Regions from separate parts of the Homo sapiens genome. Here region 1 is linked to region 2. A link is a loop called in an ENCODE intact Hi-C map of the cell type or tissue named here. Cell type or tissue: PC-3. All regions are shown on one strand.

Region 1 (5,000 bases), 100 kb after region 2:
CCAGAAGAGAATATAAGAAGAATAAGGGAAATAATTATAAAGGAATGCCTTCACTGCCCTTCTGTCTTGCTGGTGAAGAAAACCATTTTCAAAATGTTTTCAGATCCAGAGAATTCTAGCATATTCTTTAATGTTAGCCGAAATTGGAACTCCACAATTGTAGCCGTAGCTATATTTTACAATGACCACCCTCTTTCCCCAAATATGTATAAAACCAATTATGTGCATGCCCTGACCCAAGTCAGGAGAAAGTGTGAAGTTTTAAAAATGAAAGTATTTGAGACTTCAGAAAATCATCAGAGAAAGCAATACAATATTACATAGTAGATCCAAGTAGCCGATTCTTTAATACCATTAGTTGATTAATAGTTAGCTGATTAGCTTACCCCAAATATCAAAAAAGGAAAAAAAAAAAAAAAGAGTGGTGTGAGGAACTAGGACTCATGCAGCAGGCACCCGGAAATAAAAGCAGACCACAGGAGACAGGGCAAGGAGAAAGGCTCACACACGCTCAGAAAACAATCATAACCTTCCACTGAGGCCTAGAAGAGATGAGGCCAGGAAGAAAAGAAAGGCACAAATGTCTCCAAGGATTGATACTAAATGGCTGCTAGGCTCAAGACACTCAGCAGGTATCCTGCTGAAAAGTAAGATCCCCTGCGTGCTGCAAACTTGGTGGTCTAATCAGTAATGCCATAGACAGCTGCCTCTTCTGCATTGAAGTGCAATAACTAGTTACTGGCCTTAGTATAAAATAAATTTGAGGTTATAAATTGTATCTGTTAAAGCCATCAGATCTTGAAACATAAATCAAGAAGGCTTCTAAACAAAAGAAAATATTAATATATAAGGATCCATTTGCAAACACAAAACTATCATAATTCAAGTCAAGAATTAAGCTACTACTAATCACTGTAAGAGAGCTGAAAATTAAATAAACTTCATTGTACTATTTTACTGTTTTGTTAAATATGTTGTAATCAGCATGATGTAGCCTGCTTGTATTTCCACCATATATGAAGCAAACTGGGATTGCCTGACATTGGTTAATAGGACTTGTATCTTTTTTCAGGCAGAGTGAAAATGTACAGTGATGTGCTGAATCTGCACTGTAATCAATAATTAATTTTATGTTCTTGTGTTATATGCCTGGAGGTCATAAAAACTGACAAAAATCAACTGCCAAATGAGTATTTCATATGGTGATCCAAAAACTGATGAACTGAAATTTCTTTCTCAGGAAAGAACAGATTTTCAAAGCCAATAAGCAAATGCACTGTTTGCATGGATTGATGCACATATTTTAGACTGTTATAAAATTAGGACCTACTGCATAACTTAAAAAGTTATTTCTATTAAGAGAAATGGATGTACTAAGATATTACTGACACTAATTCAACTTGCCTTCTCAAAATAGAATTGGGGGGTGGTTATTGTTTCTAAGGAAAAGGTTAAACTTACAGATAAGTTTTAAAAAGCAAACCTGTCAATTCTGTCAAAATCTTAACTTGAATTCCAAAGACTAGTTGCCTTGATATTTCTTAGTATACAGTTTAAATCTACAATCTCCAAAATTCTTTACTTTTAAGTTACATATATAGATTTTGAAAATGTATAATTAAAAATGTCAAAGTGAATATAATTCTATAGAATTTTGCCTATGTGAGCTCCATCACTTGAGTGATCCAAGAGTAGTAATTCTCAAAAAGGAGGCAGAATTTGGGAAAGGGATTCGTGAGTATCTTTTCATTGAAACAGAGGAAGAGGATGTGTTTTCAGTACTTTGATGTATTACTTTGCCTAGACTTTATTCATGATATTTCAGTTATTATTCAGGATTTCATATTTATTAACAGGAAGCCTGGTTTAAAAAAAAAAGGTGAGATATCCTACTTAGAGAAACACATTTATTTTATTTATTTATTTATTTATTTATTTATTTTTTGAGATAGTGTCTCACTCTGTTGCCCAGGCTGGAGTTCAGTGGCATGATCTCGGCTCACTGCAACCTCCACCTCTCAGGTTCAAGCAATTTGATTCTCCTGCCTCAGTCTCCAGAGTAACAGAAACTACAGACACTTGCCACCACACCCAGCTAATTTCTATATTTTTAGTAGGGACAGGGTTTCACCATATTGGCCAGGCTGGTCTCAAACTCCTAACCTCAAGTGATCTGCCTGCCTCAGCCTTCCAAAGTGCTGGGATTACAGGTGTGGGCCACCACGCTTGGCTGAAAAACACAGTACAAATTATTTTAAAAGGTTGTCAGATTGGCTCCGAAAGGAATACATAAGGACATCACGCTTCCATTTATATGAGGACTAAATTTAAAAGGTAGATTTAGTTATTTCAAGAGAGACTTCTAGGTAAGATGTTAGAAATGTCACTGAGGATACATACATAATTCTTGCTTTCAATATGCTTCTTACAAAAATAGACAAGAAACACACACACACACACACACACACACACACACAGACATTTGAATAGCAATACTTTCCTTTCTTTTTCTGATGATTCTTCTTTCTGGAAACGCTGTAGGGAAGAACTTTTTGTTGGTAGTAGTGAAAAGCTTTACAAGTTCACACTCTTCTTGACTTTCCTAACCAAATAAATAAAAAAATTTAACTGTTCTTGTGTAGTTATTAATGTGGGAAAAAAATCAATATTTACAAGATGTAAATGCAAATGTAAAAAATGTAAATGTAAAGACGTTATGTTAGATAATATAATGCAGTTTGAAGTTTTGAGGAGGACCTTGAGAAAGAAAATTAAGGCATAACCAGTCCACTTTGAAATAAGGAAAGAAATTTTTAAAATTCTATTCCTTCTTTATTATTTATTTTCTAATCTATATCTCATATAGGTGAGTAACTACTGAATTACTCATTATACTCACACCTGAGACATTTAATCAAGTATGTTAACACTGACATCTAGTTGTAAGATGAAAGATCAGTTGAATACATCCAATGTCCTTTCATTCAAAGTGCTGGCTTAGTTAGGAATAAAAGTACTAAAGAACGTACAGACCCATAAGGATCTGAACTTAAAATTGCTGCCAAATGTTTTATCACTATTAGTAAAGTATATTGTTTGGTTCTTTTTAAAAGTTCTTGTATTTTGCTGGGTGAGGTGGCTCACACCTGTAATTCCAGCACTTTGGGAAGCCAAGGAGGGCACACCATTTGAGGTTCGGAGTTTGAGACCAGCCTGGCCAAAATAGTGAAACCTCATCTCTACTAAAAATACAAAAATTAGCCAGGCATGGTGGCACACGCCTGTAATCCCAGCTACTCAGGAGGCTGAAGCAGGAGAATCGCTTCAACCCTGGAGGCAGCGGGTACAGTGAGCTGAGATTGCACCATTGCACTCCAGCCTAGATGACAGAATGAGACTCTGTCTCGGAAAAAAAAAAAAAAAAAAAGTTCTTGCATTTTAAAAATTGCTGATAAATTATTTCCAAGAATAAAATAAAAAATACATTAAAAATATTTTTCAAAGATCCAGTTTCCTTAGAAAGTTTCCATAGTCAGCTAACTGTCCAAACAAAATTTACTTTGTGTCAAGACATACCTTAGATTATTATTGTTACTAACACCAGACTAAATATAAGAGACCACCAGCCAAAATACGGATAGGAACTGCTGGAGATCTATGAAATTATCACGTCCTTGACACTATATCTTAGGAGAATTTATTTTTCAACAAAATACCAAAAGACATACCAGAGCCAGAGAAGTGGTGGAAGAGAGAAATATGGCAAATTAATGTAAAAAAAAAGGAGCACAGTGAAGGAATCTACAAGGAATGGAAAATAAAGATGTTATGTCAGGTAGTATAATGCAATTTGGAGTTTTGAGGAGGACCTTGAGAAAGAAAATTAAGGCATGAGTAATCTTTCCGGAACGTCTCTAGAAAGTCTATTTAAAGTCATGTTGATGTCATGAGGTAGCTAATACAGCTTCTCCAGCCCCTCAACCCACAACCTCGCACCAGCCCTGAAGCTTTCCTTGGCAGAAGAGAAGAGAAAAAGCAATTTAGCTATTCACTTTCAGCAGGGGCTACAGAAAGGCCACATAGCCCAGCATTACCCTTAGTCCTGAGGATGCAGGGACCTCAATTTCCAAGGGCATAAACTGGTCTCTAAAAAGAATATAGGTAACGAACGCCTAGGATACAGTAAATGCTCAATAATTATTAAAATTCATATTCACTGCCTGGCATTTATCTGGAATATTATAGATTAAATAGATAAAATAATAATGATAATGATTATTTTAACTAAAATTTAAAAATCAAAATTAAAACAATCATTATCATTATAATTAAGGTTAGAAAATTAGACCAGTGACAAAAGCTTAAGACTCATACTGTTCATCTGGGAGATGAATTGCAGGAGAAATATTTTTGAAAGAGTTTCAAGTAATGTAAGAAGAGATCTTCACAAATGACAAAAACTAGCTGATTCCAATCTCTACTAATAAAAAAAAAAAAAAAAAGGAAAAACAGAAACGGGCTAAAATTTAATCCCAAGAGACTAGCATTGATGGGAAAAGCTTTCCTGACCTTGCTATCAAACCCTAGAATGAAAGAGAGAAATCGGAGGTATTGGGGAAAGGATTTTTTTAACACAGGGCAGAAAAATTTTCTTCCCAGGATATTTATTACTTGTTTTCTCCAATTTGGAGGAGGATAGTCCCACTAAGCAATCCCTAAAGACACTTTCTAGCCCTGATACTCTATGAGCATTTAAGTAAGAAGTATAGGTCTTCAGATCATCTTTTACTACCTGCCATTATTGACAAAGATCTTGGCCTTTTCACCCTAATTCACTGGTTAGAAACTAAAGAACTGATACAAGAGAAATGCTCTTTTATGGCTATGTTTGTCTATTAATTTGCCTTTCCTAGATACTACGTTTAAAATAACTATTAAAGAATAAAAATAGTAAGTGAACTACGACAAACAATATAAATTTTCTCTTTCTGCCGGGTGTG
Region 2 (5,000 bases):
TGATGTCACCTATTAATATAGATACACAAATCCTAAACACAGTTCTAGAAAAATAAATTCACAGTCCATTGCCAGCTTATATACCAGATCAAATATGGGAATAATAATAGTGCAAGAAAGGTTAGAAATTATAAACTATAAATTAACTTCCTCAGTACATCAGATAAGATAAGCCATATGATAACTCCATAAATTCAAAAAACATTGTTAGCATTCCTGTTTTATTAGAAAAAAAAGGAATTTCCTTCATATAATAGACTACTGATTTTAAATCAATAACCAGCTCTTTTTTTTTTTTTTTTTTTGAGATGGAGTTTCGCTCTTGTCACCCAGGCTGGAGTGCAATGGCGTGATCTCAGTTCACCGCAACCTCTGCCTCCTGGGTTCAAGTGATTCTCCTGCCTCAGCCTCCCAAGTAGCTGGGATTACAGGCATGTGCCACCACGCCCAGCTAGTTTTGTATTTTTAGTAGAGACGGGGTTTCTTTATGTTGGTCAGGCTGGTCTCAAACTCCCAATCTCAGGTGATCCACCCACCTCGGACTCCCAAAGTGCTGGGATTACACGCGTGAGCCACTGCGCCCGGCCAAATAGCCAGCTCTTATAGTATAGTGGCCATGAATACAGTCTATGGACTTGGGTTCAAAACCTACCTCTGTCACTTACAAACCACCTCACTTAATAGCCTTGAGCAAGTTACTCTATCTAAGCTCATGGGATTGTTGAAGCAAACAGATGAAACAATAGTGTGAATTCCTTAGCCAAATGTTTGGTAATGGAAAATGTTGACTAAGGATAGCTGTTGTTATTCTGGACATTTTTGGAGGTGAAACACTGGAGGCTTGCTACTATGAGCAGGAATTATTCGATGGATATATATACCGCCGCTGTTCAGTACAATTATTCTGAAGGATACAGACATCCAAATATTAATTCATTCACTTCATTAACATTATCAAGGCATGAATAAATGCCAGGAACTGTGCAGGTGACAATACCATGAAACAGTCACTGCTCACAAGGAACTTACAATAGGCAGGAACATTTTTGAAAAGTATGATGACTGCGGTTTTTGGGGAAGCGCAGGATACTTCATTGTTACCTAACCAATGGTTCTCAGCAGGGACCACAATCTAGCATTTGGGAAATGTGTGAGAGTACCTTTTTGGTTTTGTGTTAATTATTATCACAGCAATCATGGGGCATTACTGGCATTTAGTAAGTAGCAAGGGACCAAAGACACGAGGCAGCCTGAAATGTGAGCGTCACACACAACAAGAATTCTCCTGAACCTGTGTGACATTCACATAAGTGAAAGTTCTGTTATTGGGTATAAAATCTCGCTCTATTTTACATATTAAGCGCAAAGTAGTTTTGTGCAATTTTAATGCATACTGAATTTTCCAGGATTACAAGTAGAGTGTAAATTGAAGATTCTTTCTCCTGGAAATCTGTCAAGAGTTAGTCACTATTTCTGAAAAATTAGTCACCAACCCACATAACTGTGTCAGCCTGCATTTGTACTGTCATATTCATAGCAATTTGGGGTCCAGACAATCAACTGCTTTATTTTGTCTTCAAGTACAGCTTGCCTAGGTTTTCAGATACTGAAATAAATGTGATTTTATTCTGTTACTCTATTTTTTCTTAATGTTATTCTTACAACTTTACATATTTTTAAATATAATGTGTCTAGTGGGGTTAAATCAGTGTATTTCATTTCTGAATAATCAAGGAGTGATATTAAAAAGTCTTAAATTGTAGAGAACCACTGGGTTAACCAAAGACTCTGAACTCACCCAGGGGATTATGGAAAACTCAGTGGAAATAACATTTAAGCGGAGACTTGAAAGCTGAGTAGGAGTTATCTAGGCCAAGGCAAACAGGTAGTAAAGAGAAGATTTTTCTTTGTTTTCTTTTTTTTTTTTTTTTTTTTTTTTTTTTGAGATGAAGTCTCACTCTGTCACCTAGGCTGGAGTGCAGTGGCACGATCTCGGATCACTGCAACCTCCGCCTCCCAGATTCAAGCAATTCTCCTGCCTCAGCCTCCCAAATAGCTGAGACTGCAAGGGCACGCCACCACGCCCAGCTAATTTTTGTATTTTTAGTAGAGATGGGGTTTCACTATGTTGGCCAGGCTGGTCTTGAACTCTTGACCTGAGGTGATCTGCCTGCCTTGGCCTCCTAAAGTGCTGGGATTACAGATGTGAACCACCGTGCCTAGCCAGTAAAGGAAAGATTTTAAAAGGATGATATTCAAAGTTGGTAGGGATGTGGCGACAGTTACTCTCATCCATAACTGGTGGAAGTATAAAGTTCTGGAAAATAAACTGACAATATGTATTAAGGGTATTTCACTTCTAACACTGTATCACAAGGATATTCAAGATGCAGGAAAAGACATATACAGATCCACATCAAAGTCTGCTCTATAATAACAATAATTGAAACCATTCTAAAGGCCTAATAATAGTGAGGTGATTAAATAAATAATGATTCAGCCATATGATAGAGTCTGACACAGACATGAAAAATCACATGCCTCTCCACTGACTCAGGCTCATACTAGTTCCTTTCTCTGAGCTCTTACAACATCTGTAACACAAATTTCACATATTGTAGTAAAGCTATGCTAAATTTATCTCTAACCAAACAGTAAGTCTCTGAGGGAAGGGAAAAATTTCTGTTTGCCCTTCAGCATCTAATAAAAAAAACTTTGCAAATAGGTATTTGACAAATTCTTGTTGATTCATTAATTTTAAGGTACAGTATGATGGTTCAGTTTTTGTTAGAGATACAGACATACTGCAGTTCTTGAAAACTAGAAAGCATGAAACACAAAGTTATCTTCCTGCTCTCTAATCCTCCAGGGTTCTATTTGCTTCTTCGAAGATTGTAGTCTCTCTTTTCTATTTCGCCCATTAGAAGATGACAAGAAGGAAAAAAAACAGCCAAATAGCATCACTGCAAGCTAAAGTGGGCCATTCCCCTGGGCCCCAACTAATGAAATTCAAGGATTTTAACAAGGAGAAAGGCAGCTGTAGTCCAAATGTTTTAAGAGGAACTCATAGGGCTCAAGGGCCCTGAACCTAGAAGGTGCAATTGATTTTGGCTCTGTTTCTCTCTCTCTCTGTGGAAATGAAACCTTATTAATTCTGAAAGCCTGTATTCTCCCTGGATTCTAGACATGGCAATACTTTAACTACAACTCCTTTGAAAGAGACACTAGAATAAAATTCATCAAATGTTCTAAAGTGACCCTAGCTACCTCTGAAGCATGTATTGCGTTCAATAATCTAGGACTTGATAAATTTGCACCCCCACCAAAAAAAAAAAAAAAAAAACCTCTTTCCTTTATGCTCATGAACTGGGATGGATGGCATTATTTTACATAGTTATTCACTTCCCTTCCTGTAAAAGGATTGACTATCTATGCTTTTTGCCATGTGACTTGCAATACTGCCATACGGAGAATTAATACATAATCTTCCCATTGACTATGGGCTTAGCCATAGGACTTGCTTTGCCCAACAGAGTGTGAGCAAAAGTGATACACCAATTTCCACATAGAAGCTTTGGAAGTCACTGCATAATTCAACCATCTTTTACTTTTCCCCCAGCAAGCTCTAGAGCCTGGGTCTCAGGACGGTGAAGGCACAGGAAACTGACATAGGAAACAGAACTGCAATGGATCCAAAACTAACCTGCTATTGTGAGCAAAGAATAAACACGTTATTGAAAGCCACAGACGCTTTTGGTTTGTTATTGTTTTTGATTTTTCTGGTTGTTGCTACTAATTGTTTGTTATTGCAGCATAACCTAGAGAAAGATGACCAATATCTGAGTCTGGTTTGTGCAGAAAAACTGAATTTTTCTAAGTCAGGTGAAGCCATGCCGTGATCACTTGCAGAGGAGTCACAGTGAATTCATTCTTTTTAGTGAATCGCATTTGCAAGGAAACAACAAGAACCAATTCAAAATTCTAGTGTTTCACGGACCAGGTTCAGATTTCTTGTGGATTGCCTTATTCGTCCAGGAAACACTGAAGGTTTCAGGTCCCAGGATGTTCAGCATATGGTGTATTCCAAATGGCTTCCAATTTTTACATTCATCAGATTAAACTAGTTCCAGAAGAGAAACTACTCATAAAAAAAAACGAGTTTTTGTAAAGGAATGATTTTCTATAGAGAGAACTAAAATTTACTTTGCTGAGAAACACCATTTACATGAAATTTTAAATGTGGGCTTTTGAGCCTAGTGAGTCGTGAGCTTTAACATCTGGAATGAGTCAAGTCCCAAAGCCATGTCTTAATACGCACGCTCATTTGTCTTCCTCTGCTATGAATCCAGATTTGGTTTTATACTATAATTTCTAAAATAATAAGCATTAAATTTTAATTCAAAGCAATTCAAATATGCTGGCACTTACGCTTAGTCCATCTGAGAGCTGAAAAGAGAACCACACCGTATGGTAGTGTTTAACATGTGGCTTTCTGTGAAGTGAGCTTCAGGCTGACATACATCTTAGCTAAGTAAAGACTGGACCTTAGGGAGGAGCCTTGGGCTAATCTGGGTGAGCAGGAGAGGAATGAGGCCCTGCCCCCAGTGAGAGAATAAGGGGTGAGGAGGATAAGAGATGAGAGAAGCCATTTAGGATCTCAAAATCATTTACTTTGGTTATTATCCTTTGTTCTTTATTAGTATGTTTCATGATTTTTAGAGTTGGTATTTTAAACCTTTTCATGCCTTGTGAAAGTGTCCCTTCTAACATCTCTATTAATAAATATAATCTGATCTTTTAAGATCTGATATTCTAAAATCAAGAACACATGAATAAGTTTTACCTAGAAGTGCCTTCCCTCATGATTGCAAACTCCAGTAGGTCACCTTCTCCTGCCCTCTCTTCTCCTCCCCATCATCATCATCATCATCGTCATTATCATCATGATGTTAACTTTAGTGAGCATTCATTGTGTGACAGGCACAATGTGACAAGGAACA

What was found. Hi-C counts contacts between places; a loop is a spot of excess contacts. Peaks named below come from ENCODE experiments on the same cell type or tissue, not always from the same donor. Only the 100,000 strongest peaks of a DNase experiment are listed, where the experiment ranks them.
Region 1: a loop joins it to region 2, with 2.1 times the contacts of the local background. A loop is called at or near these places in 3 of 110 quality-filtered maps.

The regions. Positions count from the first base shown.
Region 1 is chr10:17,175,270-17,180,269 of GRCh38, forward strand. All of the region lies in intron 1 of TRDMT1 (tRNA aspartic acid methyltransferase 1), which reads right to left. Among named protein-coding and RNA genes, the nearest start is that of TRDMT1, 24 kb to the right of the region's middle. In PC-3, a CTCF peak has its summit at 2,931; no DNase peak of the experiment used is centred here.
Region 2 is chr10:17,073,159-17,078,158 of GRCh38, forward strand. The region is part of intron 17 of CUBN (cubilin); the gene reads right to left. Among named protein-coding and RNA genes, the nearest start is that of CUBN, 54 kb to the right of the region's middle. In PC-3, no CTCF peak of the experiment used is centred here; DNase peaks (open chromatin) are centred at 1,513 and 2,573; H3K27ac peaks cover 3,001 bases.